2 separate regions of the Homo sapiens genome follow, and region 2 is linked to region 1. The links are chromatin loops, found by intact Hi-C in ENCODE. Cell type or tissue: dorsolateral prefrontal cortex. All regions are shown on one strand. Each heading gives the region's core, and the rest is flanking DNA. Links, peaks and the distances in the headings are about the cores only. Region 1 overlaps TPO (thyroid peroxidase). Region 2 overlaps SNTG2 (syntrophin gamma 2).

Region 1 (10,132 bases), core at 4,279-9,278:
ATCCCATTAACGGACAATGCAGCTGTGTAGCCTGACCAAGGTCACCACGTCACTTCCTTCATGTGGCTCCAGGTTCGGCCTATGCCCCGTCAGTTCTGTACAGCTTGGCACATGGCCCTAGACATGGGAGACAACGTCCTAGGAGTGAACCTTCCTAAGTATCTGGGGCTAAGCCCCTAAACATACAGAGATTCCCAAACCATCTGCATTCAGCTACTAAGCTTTCTTCAAAAGGATCATGTTGATGTTGAAAAGGGGAGATGTGAAATTAATCCAAACTGAAAGCTGTTGGAACCGTACCTGATTTTGAGCCTTGAGAGGAACGTGGCTGTGGGGCCTGCGTCGCATGGTGTGAAGCTGCACCTTCTGCTTCTTTATTCTGGGTCAAATCTCTTCCTCATTCTTGTCCTGTAATGATTAGGAAAGACTGAATGGTACCAGAGGTGAGACCGCCTCAAGACCATTACCCTTCCTTATGGGATGTTAAAACAAGCTTCCTTAGTGTAGCGAGCTGTGACCAATCAAGTCAAATCGCTATAACCTATGTCTTGATCTTGTTGGAAAATGCTGCAACCTGTTAAACCTCTGCCTCTGACTATGTAAATGAGACTTTAACTTTCCATTTTGAGAGTCTGTGTTTCCTATGTGACTATCCTCCAACTTCGTGTTCAAATAAACTCCACACTTCATCATATTTTTGGATTCTAAGTATTTAAGCTTGAAAATTGCAAAGACACATTATCATGTTTATGCGCTGTCAGCATTCTATGGAAGTTTAGTGCAATTAAAATCGGGAAAAGGGTCAGGTGCAGTGGCTCACACCTGTAATCCCAGCACATTGGGAGGCCGAGGTGGGCAGATCACCTGAGGCCAGGAGTTAGAGACCAGCTTGGCCAACATGGTGAAACCTCATCTTACTAAAAATACAAAAATTAGCTGGTATGGTGACAGACACCTGTAATCCCAGCTACTAGGGAGGCTGAGGCAGGAGAATAGCTTGAACCTGGGAGGCAGAGGTTGCAGTGAGCCGAGATCGTGCCACTGTACTCCAGTCTGGGCGACAGAGTGAGACTCCATCTCAAAAAGAAAAAAAAATTGAAAAGACTTTTTTGTTTCAGTGTACATTACAACCACTCAAATTAGTTATGGGTATACTTTTCTTGCCTTTTTTTCACAGTTTCTGCAGGAGGTGGGCTGCCTTGTGCTGGTCAGGATGTCAAGCACCTTTGGGACTCTGCCCATTAAACCACAGGGGATTTCCTCATTATTGCGACAATTCCATCCCCAGAAATATCCCACGTGCCTGAGGTGGCGGCCATCTCTTCGTAGGGAGACTGTCGGAGCTTCCTTTTAAACAGACTCTGCCCTGTCTCTGTGAAGACGTTCAGGTGCTGAGCACACGGAGGGCGGTGGGTGGGGGGACATGAGACTGTAGGCAGCTCTCTAGAGCCCCTTTCACACGTGGGTCGTCACCCACCGACTTTCGGATCTCTGGGAGTGGGAACTGCACAGGCTGGGATGTTGTTTGGGGTCATTGCACCGAGAAGTGTTCCATGTGCAATGTGGTTAGAATCTTGTCACCCTAGGAATGGAAGGTCTTCAAGACCATGGTATCCAACCCCTCCATCATGCAGATAGGGGACCTCAGGCCCTCAGGGCGATAAGAAGGAATCAGGCTTTCGAAGGTTAAGGAAGTGTCAAGTGCAAAACTCGGTCTCTGGAGCCCTGAGGTGGAGCCTCACCCTCACCCTGGCCCCGGCGTCCTCAGCCTGTGGGCGCCCAACTGCTCTGACGCAGCAACTGGCACGACCACCAGCCCCAGGGAGCAGCAGCGAGTTTCCAGGGTTAGGAATCACCCGGGAGACAGTAATTCAGACTCCCAGGCTCCACAGAAACCTGCAGGGACCTCGGGGAAAGGGAGCTTCGTCCTAAGGCTCCGCTTTGGGGAGAGGCTGGGCGGCCACTAGGTGGCGCTGCGGAGCCGCGTCTTCGGCCGCAGGTGCCCGCGCTTGGGAGCGGGAAGCCAGGCTGGGTCATGCCGGTGCTGTCACTGCAGGAGGCAGAGACCCCACATCCCGCAAAGACGGAGGGGCTGGATTCCACCAGCAGCTGAGCCCATCTCTCCGCCCTTAAAAATCAAACCACATCTTAGGACAATATCAGGCTTGCGAACGAAGCGTCCAGGGGTGGCCCACGTGGGAAGGAGGGTGAGGCCGTGGGCCCCCTCGGTCCAACCTCACAGCCTCTCTGCTCTCCCCACTTTCGAGGCAGATTTCTGGGAATTTGGGAGTTCAGAGGGAGGAGAAATAAGTCGTTTGTCAGCAGCCTGCTCCCTGATCTCCAAGGTCCCTAGAAGGACAGGCGCTCCTCACACGGCCAAGCCTGGCCCGGTCCAGGTCTCTCCATCCAGCAGCCCTGCGCTCTGTCTCTCCCTGTACACTTTCCTCCCTGCCTCCCTCCCTCCATTTCTCCCTTCCTTCCTTCCCTCCCCGCACAGGATCTGCCATTCCTTAGCTGTGAAATGCGGGCACAGGGCCTGTGATTGATTGCACTCTGGGTGACAGCAGTAGCAGTACCCTCAGGCAGGTCAGTTGACTCAACAGAACCAGGTCAAAGTCCCCCAGCCCACGGGTCCAGCTCAGTCAGCCTCTGCTGGTCTACAGGAGCCCAGCCCTGGAGCAGGGACACCTTTGCACCAACAGTGCTGCATGAGATGGGCTGGGGTGAGCCCCCAAAGCCAGGGCCTGATGGAGGCCTGCAGACCCAGCAGGAGAAGCCCTGCTGTCAGCTGCAGAAGAGAAGAGGCAGGTGTCTGGAGAGGGGGCGGGCGGTGTCCTATGGCAGGTGGAACTTGTCCCTATTTACGTGGCTGGGGTGGGGCCACAGCACAAAATGGATGTCCTGAAAAATTCGAACCAATCTGGAAAATGTGCATCCACCTCTGCACTATGCCTGTTCTGCACCATATGCCTGTTCTCTGCCTCCCTCTGGGCCAAGGCTTACCTGCCCTGCAGCCTCAGGAATGTCAGTCTGGTTTCCGAGAGAGGGACCTAGAAGCCACTGAGTAACTGTGACTGGAGGGACCTAGAAGCCACTGAGTAACTGTTACTGGCAGGCACTGTACTCATCTTTCTCCTTGGATTATCTCATGAAACTTCTCAATGGGAGCCATCAAAGCTTGGCCCCTCTGCTTTTCTCCTTGGGGTGGTCACTTTTATGCTCTCCCTGGAGCGCCTGTTAAGTATGAATCACTGCTCTAGGAAAAGAGCTGCCAGGCAGAAGGGCAGACTTGCACAGCCACTGGCTGCAGCTGCTCCGGGATCCAGTTACTTACCAGGACTGAGGACTGGAGGTACTCTGCAGACAGGTGCTGGCCCCGGGGACTGGGCTCAGCCTGGGATGAAACTCGCTCCTGTAGAGACCAAGGGTGGGTGAGGGCAGGAGGGAGGGGTGTGGGGCCAGTCCATCCCGGAGACAGTTTCCTTCTCCTTACCCATTGCAAGGCTCGTGGTGGACACCCCTGCACCCAAAGTCACACTGACAGGAGGGCATGGCACATGTGTTTAGCCAAAGCCTTCCGCCACACATGAGGACCCAAGGCCCCGGGAAACGGAATTCTTCTGCTAAGCCTGAGGAAGGAAGCAGGAACCAGGGGGTTCTGGGAGTGGACAGAAAGGCGTGCCCTGGAGCTGGTGAGCCGGGAGCCTGGCCAGGCCCCTTGGCAGAATCCTTCCTGGGTCTGTGCTGGGATCGTCCCCTGGGTGCCCAGCAGGACACAGACACTCAACCTTCCGGGAGAAGCGGGGAGGCAGAGAGCTACCCTCCCAGGTTTTACGGCTTGCTTTCAGGGAGAAGAGCCCTAGTTTCCATTATGGCCTTTGTAGTGGGAAGAAGGGTGAAGGCCAGAGAGGACTTCTTGCTTCTGTTGACTTCCAGATCTCCCTCAGCTCAAAGCAGGCCATTCACCAAGGTGCTGCATTTGGGGTACTGCGTTTTGAACCCCGATGGGGGAGGTAGAAAATGCATCTGAAATTGCCTGCAAAAATGGCAGTCATGAAAAGTGCATTACATTTTTTTTTAATGGTAAAGCAAAGAGGCTCTGACCACTGTTTCATTCTTTAAAGATTTTTCTTTAAAGATTCCCAAGAGGCGAGTTCCCTCGGTTTATTTTAAACAAGCTATTTAATGCTGTCTTATGATTTCATTGAGTTTTTATGTACATAAGTTAAACACTGACTAAAAATATTTATCCTTAAATAGTCTGTCACTGACCAATGAAGTGTCATTTTTTTGTTGGTAGAGTTTTTTTTTTTTTTTTTTTTTTTTAGATGGAGTCTCACTCTGTCACCCACGCTGGAGTGCAGTGGTGCGATCTCCACCTACTGGGTTCGTGCCATTCTCCTGCCTTAGCCTCCTGAGTAGCTGAGACTACAGGTGCCCGCCAGCACGCCCGGCTAATTTTTTTTATATTTTTTTAGTAGAGACGGGGTTTCACCGTGTTAGCCAAGATGGTCTCGGTCTCCTGACCCGTGATCCGCCCGCCTCGGCCTCCCAAAGTGCTGGGATTACAGGCGTGAGCCACCGCGCCCGGTAGTTCTTAAGGGTTGATTCCCCTTCACTGATCGGGTGAAAGAAAGCCCTTCCATACTCCTAAACAGGAGTGGTGGTGTGATGTCTGTGTGTGCAGGTGTGGTATGTGGTGTGTCTGTGTGGTGTGTGTGCAGGTGTGGTGTGTGTGTGGTAGGAAGTGTGAGTGATTTTTGACTGTGGGGACGTGTATGTGGTGTGTGTGTATGGTGGGTGGTGTGAGTGGTTTTGGGGGTGTGTGTGTGTGTGGTGGGTGGTGTGAGTGATGTTTAGCTGTGTGTGTGTGTGTGTGTGGTGGGTGGTGTGAGTGATTTTTGGGTGTGTGTGTGTGGTGGGTGGTGTGAGTGATTTTTGGGTGTGTGTGTGCGGTGGGTGGTGTGAGTGATTTGTGGCTGTGTGTGTGTGTGGTGGGTGGTGTGAGGGGTTTTGGGTGTGTGTGCAGTGTGTGTTTCTGTCTTTCTTTGTGTAATGCTTATCGATATACTCACATGACGTACTTATTTCACTGATCACAGGATTTCAGTTTTTGAGAGGTGTCTCTTCTTGACAGTAAATATTGATTATTTAAATTGTGCAAATGCAGAGTTAGTTAGGATTTGAGGTTTTATTCCAGAAAGTTCATGGCGATGTGGAAGGCTGGAAACTGATTGCCTGAAAGATATCCGAGTCCCTGGAACCTGTGAACGAGACCTTACGTGGAGAAAGAAAAAGGATCTTTAGAGGGAAAAGATTAAGGGTCTGGAGAACAGGAGAGCTGCCTGGACCACCTGGGGGAGCCTGAGTGCCACAACCCAGGCCCATTCCAAAGGGAAGTGGAGGGGTTTTCCACAGACAGAGGGAAAGGAGACGTGGAGGCAGCGGAATTGGAATGGGGCAGCCCCGGTCAGGTTTGCCTGGAGCCCCCAGAACCTGGAAGAGACAAGGAAGGGCCCCGAAGAGCCTCCAGAGGGAGCGCGGCCCCACAGACACCTCCACCTGGGAGTGCTGGACTCTGCCACGGGGACAGTGTCCATTCCCTGTGTGGGGCCACCCTGTGTGTGGGAGTCCATGACGCAACCCCGGGAAACCAACACAGGCAGAGACGGAAACCTGCAGGGTCTGAACCCCAAACCCAAGACCTACTTGTCTCTCCCAGCCCCAGGTCAAGTGCTCCCTCCCCGCTCCACCAGGGGTCGTGCTCCCACTTTCCCCAGGCCTGGAGCTGCCCCCAACCCCAAGAACAGTGCTCCCTCCTTGACTCCCAGGGATAGTGCTCCCCCTAACCCTAGGGATAGTGTTCCTCCACGACCCCCAGTCCGGTGCCCTAACTGCAGATTGCATTCTTGGTTGCAGGAAGTCATGAGCGAAGAGACCGTGAGCCTCTCCCAAACCCCGCATGTGCTGACATCTCCACGTGTGCTGTGTCCTGGGTAGGCTTTCTTCATAGACCGTGCTTCCGTCTGTCTGGAGTTTCCGCTTCATCCATCTGTCCACAGGGAGGACGCACACCCCTGAGTCCGAGGCCACACCACGCATTCTGTAGAAACTCTCACTGCCCAGGGAGCACACTTTATTAGGAAAGCTCCAGGTTCACAGAGGCTCTGGGCTCTCTCTGGGCCCGACGCCCTTCACTGTTTGAACTCAGCAGCTGCCTGCAGGTGCGGAGGACATGCACCTTCCAGCCTTTGTCCTTTCCTGGCCTTCTCGTCAATCTTACCGTCTGTCGGCCCTAAGTGGATGCTCGGGTAAGTAAGTCCGTAAGCAATGAGCAGTTCCTGTCCTTAGCATGTCTGGGGTCTGTGGCTTTTGCGAAGGCATCTGCAAAGCTATTGCTGACATGGATGTCATGAGGTTCTCTCCCTTATTCCAGAGCTCAGTAAGCCCACAGGGCACAAGGCTCTTGACATTCACAGCTGAGTGAGAAAGTGGTGATGTTTAACTATAAGCATGAAAAACCCAAAAAGTACAATAATAAGGTTTCCATGTGCAACGCATGTATCCAGCGCCCTGGAACGAAACAGACACGTGTGCTCTTTGAGCGGAAGGAAGATGCAGGTCAGGAAAAATGGTGATTCTGCTGTTTCCCAAGTCACCCAGCAGGTGGGGGTGTCTGCTCATGGAAACCCGCATTTGCTAGGATACAATTTCCCTCTTTCTTTTTCACGAAGGAAAGGTCAATTCACTCAGAAATTACATCCTTAGTGAGATACCTATGACTTGTAGGGCCCCATACACTCAGAACCCCCGCTCCTGGGGGACTGCTGGGTGAACGTGGTCCAACATGTGTAATATTCATAAGGAATGGGTGTTACAAGCCCAGCAGGCTGTATGGCTTTCATTAATTTGGCCAGAGTCATTCACGAATAGCAGAATGTTTAATATGGAAGCAGCAGCCACCCAAATAGCAAACACAATTTGGTAGAGATGTGGGCTGTTAGCGCCGTGGCAGGGGTGAGGCAGTCTTACCAAGTGCTGATGGTGAAGTGTGTTGTCATCTCTTCCTGAACTTAAATTTGTTACGTGACTCTAAGCAATTCACTTCCAATGCCTGGGACTCAGCTATTTCCTCTCCAAAATCAAGGGGCTGTACAGAGTGACCTTGGGGTGTTCTCCAGGGCTAACACGGTACCAATTATCCCAGTAAGAGGCCAAAGCCGCGGCCAGTTTGCCTGAAATTCTCCTGTGAGTGGCCCAACAGAAATAATCAAAGTGAGTGGATGGTGTGACAGACACAGAAAGACCTGGGAAGGAAGCTGACCAACTCCCTGGATACTTAGCCAGGCACAATCTTCTCAGTTAGATCTTTAAATCGATTGAGATTTGGCAAAATTGTTACAAATCCTGGCAGCATATCAACCAAGATCATTATACCCATTAAGTAACTAATACTCTAAAACTCTTTGACCCCAAGGAGTGTCAGGATTGTAGCACTGTGAAGATGCTGCAGACGAATTAAGGCTGATCCCATCATCGGGGATTGTCAAGGTTGTGAGCCATCAGTGTGTAATCATCCAGGGACTCTTAAAATATGTGTATCACTATAGTCAGGGCTCTGCAGTGAGACAGAACCAATAGGCTACATAGGTAGGTAGCTATATAGATAGACAGGTGATAGATAGATAGATAATAATAGATAAACAGATAGCTAGCTAGATGGATGGAAAGAGGATATTCAGTAGGAGAATGGGCTCATGTGATGGTGGAGGTGAGAAGTCCCAGGACAGCCTGTCTTAGAGTAGATAGATAGATAGATAGATAGATAGACAAACAGATAGCTAACTAGGTGGATGGAAAGAGGATATTCAATAGGAGCACTGGCTCATGTGATGGTGGAGGTGAGAAGTCCCAGGACAGGCTGTCTTAGAGCTGGACACTCTGGGATGCCGGTCATGTGACTCAGGACCCGAGTTGCAAGGCCTCAGAGCCAGGGAAGACAATGGCATGACTCAGTCCAAGGCTGAAGGCCTGAGAGCCCAGGGCAGGGAGTGCTAGTGCAAGCCCAGAGTCTGAAGGCCAAGAGGCTAGAGTGCTGATGTCCAAGGGCAGGAGAAGAAGGGTGTCCCAGCTCTAGGAGACAGACACAGCTACCTTTTAGTTCTATCCGGGATTGGATGGTGCCTACCCTGCATTCAGGCAGGTCTTCCCCCTCAGTCTGCTGACTCACAGCCCAGTCTCCTCCAAAACAGCTCATCCTCTTATCCATCCATCTAGCTGAGGCTGAGACAAGATCTCACCGGCCAGCTGGGCCTCCCTCCAGCCAGCCAGGTTGAGGCCTGGTGTTAACCATCACTATATGGCACTACTCCTTCTGGCTAATCCCAGAGGGCAGAGGTCATGCAGGCACCGCATCAAGCCAGGGTTCCTTGTTTTGGTGTCAGCAAGAGGCTCCGAGGTGGAAGGGAAGACCGCTCCCCAGTCAGTGTGTTCCAGTGCATGGCAGGGCAGCAGCTGGAAGTAGGAGGCCTGTGTTCCCTTCGTGGAAATGATCCTGAGGTTGGGCGGCCACCTCCCTTCACTGCCCAGAGCGGGTGCTGATGTGTTGTGCGTTGCTGCGATTCCCTGCGTCTCTCCTCACCTGCTGATGGGAACTCTCAGCAGCTCCTCTGCAGAAGCTGGGTCCTGTCCCTTCCCTGGGTGTTGATATGGTTTGGTCTGTGTCCCACCCAGTCTCATGTGGAATTGTCACTCCCAGTGTTGGAGGAGGGGCCTGTTGGGAGGCGGTGGGATCACAGGGTGGGTTCTCAGGAAGGGTCCAGCACCACCCCTCTTGGTCCTGTGCAGTGAGTCCCCTGCCATCTGGTGGTCTCCATGTGTGGCTGCCCCTCTGCCTCCCGGCTCCTGGCTCCCAGCCTGTGATGGGCCTCCTACCCTGCCCCTTCCACCATGACTGTGTTTCCAGAGGCCTCCCCAGAAGCCGAGCAGATGGCAGCACCATGCGTCCTGCACCACCTGCGCAACCCAGAGCCAGTTAAAACTCTTTTCTTTCTAAATGACCCAGTCTCAGTGGTTCTTTATGGCAGTGTGAGAACGGGCTGCTTACCGGTGTGATAAGGGCAATTTGTGAAATTTGCCAGGATATTTTTAATATTGTTTTAATTATGAAATCATTCATGAGTTTTATTTTAATATTGTTTTAATTATGAAATCATGAGTTTTACATGAACAAAACTAAGAGTTTGGGAACACACAGAACAGGATGGCCTGGCACCTAGGGAAAACAACAGTCTGGTATTTTTGGGTCACAAAAGTTATAAAAAGCAAACCATGCTTTCTCTACATAACAGTAGAGCGAAATAAAACATCCTGAAGCAAAATGTTCATAGCCCTCCTGTGCCACTGTTGTCATTCGTGGGTGAGATCATTCAGTGCTGCCTCGATGGTCTGTTTTATCCATGAATTAGTTACCACTCTCTTCTCTTAGTGCAGGTAGAACTCCAGGTCAGATGTGTCTGAGTTTGCTTTCAATGCCGAAGGACTCCTAACTATTGCCTTGCGTGAGGCTGAGGGCTGCCTGGGCTGGGACCCAGCACTCTGGAATTCAGCTGCTTCACATGTGAAATGAGGACGGCAGCTTTACAGGGTCGCGTGGCTAACGGTGCCCCCGAGACTGCCTTGTTGAGTCAGGGAGGGAGTGAGTTTCCTCCGGGATCACTGGGCTGTGTTCCCCGTGAGTGAGGGTATAAGGAGGAGTAAGAGCAGTGTGCGGCAGGGCGGCTGCTGGAGGCAGAAGCCTGGGGTCTGAGGCTCATGTGTTGGTGAATCTCTGGAGGATGAGACAAGTCACTTTGCCTTGTTGGTCCTTAAGGCTCCAGCCTCTCCCTCAGAATCACTTTCCTCCTCCCACCGGCCCTGCAGGAAGCCAGGAGTGCTCTTCCCAGGAGAAGAGGGAAGCCAGATGTAGGCCCTGTGGACACCTGGTGATGGGCAGGGGGTGTGGAAAAACCAGTGCTGGAGGGACCGCCGGGGCAGAGTGCAGACGAGCACGGCATCAGAGATGCCAGAAGGTGGAGACAGGAGGATTGCAAGAGTGGTGTTTCCAGGGTTCACAAAATAAAGATGTGTAATC
Region 2 (10,132 bases), core at 1,895-6,894, 320 kb after region 1:
CCACTGGGGACCATCTGGAGCGAGGGCACAGTGCTGCATTGAATGGCTTGTGCTTCCTTTCATACCCACACTGCGGGGCATGTCACCTGATTATAAGAACTGGTCATATATGATAGTGGCAGCAGTAGCTGTAACAACAACAGAGAACTAAATAAAGGCCATCACTCATTACGAGCTGGCTTTGTGCCAGGCTCTATCCTAAGTAATTCACGTTTCGGATCTATTTCACCCCCGCAGTGACCCTATGGAAGAGGCATTGTCATTATCCTAAGTAATTCACCTTTTGGATCTATTTCACCCCCGCAGTTACCCTATGGAAGAGGCACTGTCATTATCCTAAGTAGGTCACCTTTCAGATCTATTTCACCCTCGCAGTGACCCTATGGAAGAGGCACTGTCATTATCCTAAGTAGGTCACCTTTCGGATCTATTTCACCCTCGCAGTGACCCTATGGAAGAGGCACTGTCATTATCCTAAGTAATTCACCTTTCGGATCTATTTCACCCTCGCAGTGACCCTATGGAAGAGGCACTGTCATTATCCTAAGTAATTCACCTTTCGGATCTATTTCCCTCTCGCAGTGATCCTATGGAAGAGGCACTGTCATTATCCTAAGTAACTTACGTTTCGGATCTATTTCACCCTCGCAGTGACCCTACGGAAGAGGCACTGTCATTATCCTAAGTAACTTATGTTTCAGATCTATTTCACCCCTGCAGTGACCCTATGGAAGAGGCACTGTCATTTCAACTGCACAGGGTACAGGACAGTAGGTAGCGGGGGCTTGTGCCACTGGCCGGGCTGAAGAGCTGCTGAGTGTGGGGCCCGGGCCTAGGCTTGGGAATGTCTGGCGCCCCACGCTGTCGACCAGGGCACTGTGCTATCCGTAAGGTGGGACCCATGGATCTGGGCACTGCGCTGCCCACAAGGTGGAATGGTTATCTGCGTTTACTCCAGGGATGCACAACCAGCATCCAGGGGCTCAGTGCTTCTTCTTGGTTATCTGAGATCAAACGAGACCAACCAATTGGCCTCGACCACCCAGGTGGGCACCCCCAGCAGCAGGCAGGACAGAGGGTGATCTGTGATCACAATGGGACTTCGCTTTTCATCCAGGTGAAGGCATCACTCACAGAACTGTCCCGAAATCTTCTCGGCTTCAGCATCGGCCTTTTCTTCTCTGTAAACTGCTCCTGAGTCCCGGCCCCCAGACATCCAAGTTTCCAGTGCCCGTCCCTCTGATCCTGGCTGCCCGCGCCATCTGTTTATAAAATTGTGTCTGATATACCAGGCAGGTCATCATAACACAACAGCATGCCTAAGTTTGCTCACTGATCTTTGTTTCCTTTTTCCATTTCAAAGAATAAAACTTCATCATTAAAACAATGCTGTATCCTGGTAGTGAGAGGTGACAGCGTGCTGGCAGTACTCACAGCCCTCGCTCGCTCTCGGCGCCTCCTCTGCCTGGGCTCCCACCTTGGCAGCACTTGAGGAGCCCTTCAGCCCACCGCTGCACTGTGGGAGCCCCTCTCTGGGCTGGCCAAGGCTGGAGTCCACTCCCTCAGCTTGCAGGGAGGTGTGGAGGGAGAGGCACGAGCGGGAACGGGGGCTGCGTGCGGCGCTTGCGGGCCAGCTGGAGTTCCGGGTGGGCGTAGGCTTGGCGGGCTCCGCACTCGGAGCAGCCGGCCCTGCCGGCCTCGGGCAATAAGGGACTTAGCACCCGGGCCAGCGGCTGCGGAGGGTGTACTGGGTCCCCCAGCAGTGCCAGCCCACCGGCGCTGCACTCAATTTCTCACTGGGCCTTGGCTGCCTTCCGGCGGGGCAGGACTTAGGACCTGCAGCCCGCCACGCCTGAGCCTCCCACCCCCTCCATTGGCTCCTGTGCGGCCCGAGCCTCCCCAATGAACACCGCCCCCTGCTCCACAGCGCCCAGTTCCATCGACCACCCAAGGGCTGAGGAATGCGAGCGCACGGCGCGGGACTGGCAGGCAGCTCCACCTGCAGCCCCGGTGCCGGATCCACTGGGTGAAGCCAGCTGGGCTCCTGAGTCTGGTGGGGACTTGGAGAACCTTTATGTCTAGCTCAGGGATTGTAAATACACCAATCGGCACTCTGTATCTAGCTCAAGGTTTGTAAACACGCCAATCAGCACCCTGTATCTAGCTCAGGGTTTGTGAATGCACCAATGGACACTCTGTATCTAGCTACTCTAGTGGGGCCTTGGAGAACTTTTGTGTCAATACTCTATCTAACCTGATGGGAACGTGGAGAACCTTTGTATCTAGCTCAGGGATTGTAAACGCACCAATCAGCACCCTGTCAAAACAGACCACTAGGCTCTACCAATCAGCAGGATGTGGGTGGGACCAGATAAGAGAATAAAAGCAGGCTGCCCAAGCCAGCAGTGGCAACCCGCTCCGGTCCCCTTCCACACTGTGGAAGCTTTGTTCTTTTGCTCTTTGCAATAAATCCTGCTACTGCTCACTCTTTGGGTCCACGCTGCTTTTATGAGCTGTAACACTCATCACAGAGGTCTGCAGCTTCACTCCTGAAGCCAGAGAGACCACGAGCCCACCAGGAGGAACAAACAACTCCAGACGCACCGCCTTAAGAGCTGTAACACTCACCGCGAAGGTCTGCAGCTTCACTCCTGAGCCAGCGAGACCACGAACCCACCAGAAGGAAGAAACTCTGAACACATCCAAACATCAGAAGGAACAAACTCCAGACGCGCTGCCCTAAGAGCTGTAACACTCACCGCGAGGGTCCGCGGCTTCGTTCTTGAAGTCAGTGAGACCAAGAACCCACCAATTCTGGACACAGTAGCCTGCATGAATCCAGAGTGAAAATTATCTGGACTATCAAATGGAACATGGGTGGAGGCTGCACACCTGACAACGAACGGAGCAACAGAAGCCGTGGCCGCGCTTTTACCCAACACCAAAGTCGGCTCCTGTCCCTTTAGTCCACAGCTTCCTAAAACCAAGTGGCTCAGGGCCCGGGACACAGCAGTAATTTCTAAGTAACGTGAGAAAATGTTGAGATCTGTTGATAAAAGGAAGCCCAGAGCAGGCCCTCCAAGGTGGGCAAGAGCCTGGGTGTGCAGGCATGGACCATGGCAGTGGAAGTTGAGGGTCTCCCAGGGGCTGGACAGCTGTGCTGAACGGGGCCTGGGTGAGAGAGAGGCGCTCCTCCCCCCAGCAGGGAACCACAGCCAGAAACCAGATGGATCAGGGCCAGAGCCGGCCTTGCAGTCCATGTTCTCTGATCCTAAGAGAACCATATTTTGTAAATGTCAAAGCCACATTTTAAGCACACATGTGAACATGGGTAATTCACAGTCCATGACCACGAGGGCCCCCCGCCAGCTCGAAAGTGCAGACGTGAGTGGAGCTTCATCCCACGCTGGGAGGTCACAGGGCTGAGTGTGCACGGGAATGACAGAAGCACTAGCTGAGATCTGAGACATGGTACAGCACTCAGTCCACACAGTGCAGCACTCAGACACTCAGACCCCAGCCTTGAGTCGCAGAAAGGCCTGGACACTGCAGGTGCTGTCTCATCCCCAGCACGAGGCGGGAGGCTTCATCCCCTGCACGAGGCGGGAGGCTGCCAGCCTCTCAGGCTCTCTTCCTCATTTTTAGAATGGAGTCCGACCTGCCCAGCAGAGCGGTGTTTGGTGCCACAGAATGCAGCAAAGTGCCCTCGCTTACACCCAGCAGAACTTTAATAGCGGCACCAGTATGAGCAGAAGAATCACCAGGGAACTTGTTTATATTTTATACAAGTTGACTGTAAAACATAATCATGTCTCAGAGGAAATGATTAATTCCACCAGAGGACAGACACCAAGGCTGACCGCAACAGGCCAGTGCTACCTTCAAGCCCTAACTTTGGTGGAGACCCAAGCTCAGCTTCCCCAGCTGCGGCTGCACAGGCCCACACTCCAACAGGCCTGAGGAGCTTGTGTGGAAGCTGCAGGACTCCAGGGTGGATACCGTGGGGAAACGGATTCGTGGCGGAGCGGACGAGCTCAAAGGCTGTCTGCCGTGACTCTCCCTCCCACACCAACAATGCTGTTGATTAGAGTCACATGGGCGGCTCCTCCACTTCCGGAGCGAACACCCACCTGCAGCAGCAGACGCTGGACACCAGCCAGGGGCCGACTGTCCTCCACCCATCCGTGGCCTCGGCATAGCAGCCATCAGCTGGACAGGCTGTTAGTCCTATAGGAATCCTTCCTACCCTGGAAAGTGCACACAGTAGGTGCTCAATTCCTGCTTGGAAATAAATGCATGTTTTGTTTGCTTCTGTTCAAGAGCTATTTCATCATCACTGGAAGAGATTTTGTATGTTTGGTTTGGTTTTGTTGTTAAGGGCAAATGCAGAATTAACTTAGGAGAAAACACCGCAGAACCTCTTTCAGTGATGATAAAATAACTCTATAAAAATGTAAACACTGATTTAAAATACACAGTTGGGGTGGTGCTGAATGTACAAGGACACTTATACATCGCACCTCTCCCTTAGGGCAGACAGCACGCAGGGCACCTGCTTTCTGTCCAGGGAAGCAAGGCAGCTGCCTGTTACAGGTGCTGTGAAGTGTGTCTAATGGGCTTGATTATGGGCTCAAATTCCTCATGTTTGAAAAAACAAACACATTTTAAGAGTTCACTTTACATAATGAGTGAAGTTACTGTTAAAAATTCAAAATACAATCAATTTGAAACAGAGATAGATTTATTGTCTATAAAAATAAAACAGTCTAAAAGATTCTTACAGGCTAAATTTACTGGGACTAAGTCCTAATCTCTCAAAATTTAGTTTTCTATAACTATTTTGCATAAGAGACTTGCGGTTTTACCTATAGCTGAAGAAAATTAAGATAAGAAGCCTGGCTTGGTCTCCACCTTTTCTCTCAGTTCAGTCGAAGAGTGTCCTTCACAAGCTGGGTCCCACGTTTCTCTCGGTGTGAGCCTTGGTGTATCACAGGCTTCCGTGTCCAGGAGGTCACTGTCATGGCCTCGAGGCCTTGCACCTCCATTTAGCAGAGCTTTGGTTTCCTGTGTCTTTCCATACTGATGGGGTGATTCCAACGGAAATGCCGCCTGTATTCCCAGTTGGTGCTGGGGATGGAGCGTGGCACGGCCCCACCCACTGCTGCCTATGCTTCCGATTTAACCTCTATGAAGCTGGGTGACTGGCAGAATGGGCGCCATGTACATGGAGAACATTCTGAGCAATCATCCCGTTTTTGAGAAACACACATTGTGTTCAACAGTCCTCCAGGTCCTCTTCCAGGGATCAACCTTCATTTTAAAATCCAAATCCACCTTTCTAATGACATAACCATGTAGGTTTCCTCTAAATTGACAATAACCTAACAGGCTATCTCAAAGCCCATGGAATCAAAATCAATGGTTATAAACCAGTAGAATTTGGTATTGGTCAATAGAATGCCTTACATTCCAACTTTAATGCATTTTTGAAAGTTTTAATATGTTTTTGAAAGTTATCATTTAATCACATAATCCACAGCAAGGTTTTTTTTTTTCTTTTTTCCAGTGTAGTGAATGGTATTAAATGGTGGTCAAGAAATGTTTCCCACATAAAATCTGATCACTGAATACACGGCTGGTGTTAATGGGCCTCCGTGTGCCCTCAGATTGTGCCCTGCCCAGGTGTGCTAAGCTGCACACACCGTGGGCTGCACCTCCTGAGTCAAAGATGAGAAAGACCTGGTGTCACTCAAGAGCAGGACGAATCATCCCTGAGCATCTGCACTTTTCTACTTCATTCAGATCCCTGGGAACGAACGTCTCTGCAATGATTTCTTAGTCCAGACGGTGCTTAAATTCCACCCCAAAATGCAGACGTGAGTGGAGCTTTGTCCCACACTGGGAGGTCACAGGACTGAGTGTGCACAGGAATGACAGAAGCGCTGGCTCAAAGAGCCGCCCGTCAATGTTTCCTGCCAACCGTAAGCTACGGACTTTACAGAACCACAAAAGCAGTAAAAGCCGACTCTCAAGAGAGGACCGGACACAAGGATGCGCAATTCCACCTCCTGGCACTGCTTTTCTGCGGCTTACTTTACGACCGGTCAACGATGTGCAAAGAATTCTTAGGCTCCTTTCACAAAAGCATCCTGATTCTTTTCATACTCCTGCATACGTCTTTAAATATTTAATACTTTTGGGAGAAATGAGGACGGATAACACATAGATTACTAACAACTGCATTTAAAACGAGGATAAAAAGAACCAGCTGGCACATATTCTTGCACACCTTGTAATAAACACCGTGTAAATTACTTTATATGCTGCAGTGGTTTTAGCCCTCACAATCATCCTATGAAGAAAGTCCTGTTGTTATAATGTTAAAGATGAAGAAATCAAGGAGGATGTAGATTCACCAATTTTCCCAAGGTGACTCATAAGGCCAGAAGTGGTTAAGGCAGGGACACACATACACAAGTGAGCTTTATAAAGAACTCAGTCTCCGATTCACAACCTCAGTTCTTAACTAACAAAGAGCCTCTTCTGTACATTAAAGCCACGTGAATGGCCACTGCTTACACAGCTCAATGTTTTCCTGCCTAACACTGCATTTTTCCTATATATTTGTTTAGGTGTTAAACACAACTGCACCTGCTGGAGGGGTTCCGTGAACTCCAGGAACGTAACCACTCTTGTGACCTGAGTTATCACGGCTTCCATTCTTTCTCCTGGGATGGAAACGCTGCGTCTGAAATGAGCCATAGAGTGAGGCGAGCCCCGATTCAGAACACCCAGGCAAGGCCTGCAGACTGGACCCAGTCCAGGTAAACATAAAAATCTCTACAACAGGAAACCATTCAGCCAGGAGGATAGTTTTGCGTTTCCAGATAAGACTGAGAATGAGGTGAGGGGAACATGGAATGCATTCTGCAGATGCCGCCGAGGGTTCTGTCTGTACCTCCTCCTCCCACGCTGGGCACGCGGCATCAGAGAGGCCTTGGGACACTCCAGGTGAGGGGCCTGGGAGGCAGAGCATGGGGAGATTTGGTCTCTGAGGTAAGCACAGAGCAGGTAACAGGAGGGGTGGCCATGCAGCAGAGGAGGCGAGAGGGGGATGAGGAGGCTGGGAAGCCAGGTCAAAGGTCAAGGGTCAGGTGGCATCCCCAGGACTGTGCTCCAGGCAGAGGCACAGATAGAAGAAAAAATGAAATTAAATCCAGTTTTTGAAGAGTGTGACTTCCATAGTAATGGAAAAGTTTGGCCTAATTCCTAAAAGTGGAGTGTCCCTAGCAACTCCCATCCCCAAGTCTGGGGTCAAATTCCCAGTGGATTGAACGTGGCTCCCCAAACGTTCAGTGTTGAAATCCTAGCCCCCGAGGCAGTCGTGTTGGAAGGTGGGGCCTTTGAGAGGTGATGAGGTCCTGAGGGTGCAGCCTGACGGGGTCTGTGCCCTTACAGAAGAGGCCGCAGGGAGACCCTCACCCCTTCCTCCACAGGGAGACACAGAGAGAAGGTGCCATCTGCAATGCAGGACAGGCCCTCACCAGACTGACCACCTGACCCTGCACTTGCAGCCTTCAGAGCTCGAGGGACGCATGCCTGCTGCATAAGGCCACCCATCTGTGGAATTGGGCTACGGCCTCCAGAGCTCGAGGGACGCATGTCTGCTGCATAAGGCCACCCATCTGTGTGCTGCGTAAGGCCACCCATCTGTGGAACTAAGGTCACCCATCTGTGGAACTGGGCTATGGCAGCCCACACTGACTAAAACGAGGTCTTCAGAGCCAGGTTAGTGTGCTGAGGTCATGTACACCCTGAAGGTCTCGTGCCTTTAAAACCTTCTCCATCCACTCTTTCCACCAGACACGCCTGGCTCCTCCCTCTTTGGGGATTAATTTGGCCCAATACGAATGATGTCACTGATAGTTCTCCCCTTTCAGCATCAGGAAAACTCAGTGACTTTGGTTCATGTTTAGTTGTAATGGGGAGGGTGCCAGGAAATTGAGGTGAGGGGTTCATGGTAAAATGACTCTGGCCACAGCTGTGGTTGTGGGGCTAGGAGCACAGGGATCCCAGGATGCACTGAGGAATCCGACGCAGTTGGCAGAGACACAAGATCAGTGCCCGGGCTGCAGGCAGGACAGGGAGACGCCCTCCATCACTGCGCTGCTTTCCTCTACAGCGATTCAGCACCTCCACGGCAGGACAGGGAGACGCCCTCCATCACTGCGCCGCCTTCCTCTACAGCGATCCAGCACCTCCAGCAGCAGGCAGGACAGGGAGACGCACTCCATCACTGCACCACTTTCCTCTACAGCGATCCAGCACCTCCAGCAGCAGGCAGGACAGGGAGACGCCCTCCATCACTGCACCACTTTCCTCTACAGCGATCCAGCACCTCCAGCAGCAGGCAGGACAGGGAGACGCCCTCCATCACTGCACCGCTTTCCTCTACAGCGATCCAGCACCTCCAGCAGCAGGCAGGACAGGGAGACGCCCTCCATCACTGCACCACTTTCCTCTACAGCGATCCAGCACCTCCAGCAGCAGGCAGGACAGGGAGACGCCCTCCATCACTGCACCACTTTCCTCTACAGCGATCCAGCACCTCCACCAGCAGGCAGGACAGGGAGACGCCCTCCATCACTGCACCGCTTTCCTCTACAGCGATCCAGCACCTCCAGCAGCAGGCAGGACAGGGAGACGCCCTCCATCACTGCACCGCTTTCCTCTACAGCGATCCAGCACCTCCAGCAGCAGGCAGGACAGGGAGACGCCCTCCATCACTGCACCACTTTCCTCTACAGCGATCCAGCACCTCCAGCAGCAGGCAGGACAGGGAGACGCACTCCATCACTGCACCACTTTCCTCTACAGCGATCCAGCACCTCCACCAGCAGGCAGGACAGGGAGACGCCCTCCATCACTGCACCGCTTTCCTCTACAGCGATCCAGCACCTCCAGCAGCAGGCAGGACAGGGAGACGCCCTCCATCACTGCACCGCTTTCCTCTACAGCGATCCAGCACCTCCAGCAGCAGGCAGGACAGGGAGACGCCCTCCATCACTGCACCACTTTCCTCTACAGCGATCCAGCACCTCCAGCTTAAGAAGCCCCTCCTGTTCATTTTCATCACAAACTCTGATAGCCTATGAAATCTCCACACACAAAGGAAAGAAAAATCAAATTAATGTTTAAAGCAGACAACTTGTTACGAATTTATCTTGCTTGGATACGAAGAAAAGATCTTAATGTCCAAAAGCGGAGACTTTGCAGCATCTTTTCATAGACAGGGCGCTAATCCCTTACAGTCAAAATGAAAAAAAACGAATAATCCTCAGAGGTGAAAAGAAAAGATCCTCGACTGAGAGGCTGCAGAGGGAGAAAAAGAGAGACAAAGACAGAGATAGGCAGAGACAGAGAGAGACAGAGAGAGACAGAGAGAGACAGAGAGAGACAGAGAGAGACAGAGAGAGACAGAGACAGAGACAGAGAGAAACAGAGACAGAGAGAGACAGAGAGAGACAGAGATAGGCAGAGACAGAGAGAGACAGAGAGAGACAGAGACAGAGACAGAGAGAGACAGAGACAGAGACAGAGAGAGACAGAGACAGAGACAGACAGAGACAGAGAGAGACAGAGAGAGACAGAGACAGAGACAGAGAGAGACACAGACAGAGACAGAGAGAGAGAGAGACAGAGACAGAGACAGAGACAGAGACAGAGAGAGACAGAGAGAGACAGAGACCGAGAGAGAGACAGAGACAGACAGAGACAGAGACAGAGAGAGGCAGAGACAGAGAGAGACACAGACAGAGACAGAGAGAGACAGAGACAGAGATAGAGACAGAGACAGAGACCGAGAAGAACCGAGAGAGAGAGAGACCGAGACCGGGGGGGACCGAGACAGAGGTTGGGGGGAACCGGAGCACCGACACGAGACACAGACAGAGACAGAGATACACAGAGCGACAGCGACAGACAGAGACAGAGAGAGAGAGAGAGGACACACAGAGACAGAGATAGAGACAGAGATAGAGAGAGACAGAGAGAGAGAGAGAGACAGAGAGAGACAGAGAGAGAGAGAGACAGAGAGACAGAGACAGAGAGAGACAGAGACAGAGACAGAGAG

What was found. Hi-C counts contacts between places; a loop is a spot of excess contacts. Peaks named below come from ENCODE experiments on the same cell type or tissue, not always from the same donor. Only the 100,000 strongest peaks of a DNase experiment are listed, where the experiment ranks them.
Region 2: a loop joins it to region 1, with 3 times the contacts of the local background. A loop is called at or near these places in 4 of 110 quality-filtered maps.

What each region holds. Positions count from the first base shown.
Region 1 is chr2:1,542,723-1,552,854 of GRCh38, reverse strand. TPO (thyroid peroxidase) reads right to left here. Exons shown (of 17, transcript NM_001206744.2): 17 at 9,182-10,132. It overlaps LALTOP (lung cancer associated lncRNA targeting TOP2A), which reads left to right. Exons shown (of 7, transcript NR_198949.1): 5 at 5,920-6,311; 6 at 9,922-10,132. LOC102723730 (a long non-coding RNA gene) reads right to left here and starts at 925. Exons shown (of 3, transcript NR_168373.1): 1 at 301-925; 2 at 1-117. RefSeq lists a silencer at 1,936-2,045. In dorsolateral prefrontal cortex, for the core only: a CTCF peak has its summit at 6,676 (motif pointing right); a DNase peak (open chromatin) is centred at 6,654.
Region 2 is chr2:1,221,431-1,231,562 of GRCh38, reverse strand. All of the region lies in intron 9 of SNTG2 (syntrophin gamma 2), which reads right to left. Among named protein-coding and RNA genes, the nearest start is that of TPO, 190 kb to the left of the region's middle. In dorsolateral prefrontal cortex, for the core only: no CTCF peak of the experiment used is centred there; a DNase peak (open chromatin) is centred at 4,102.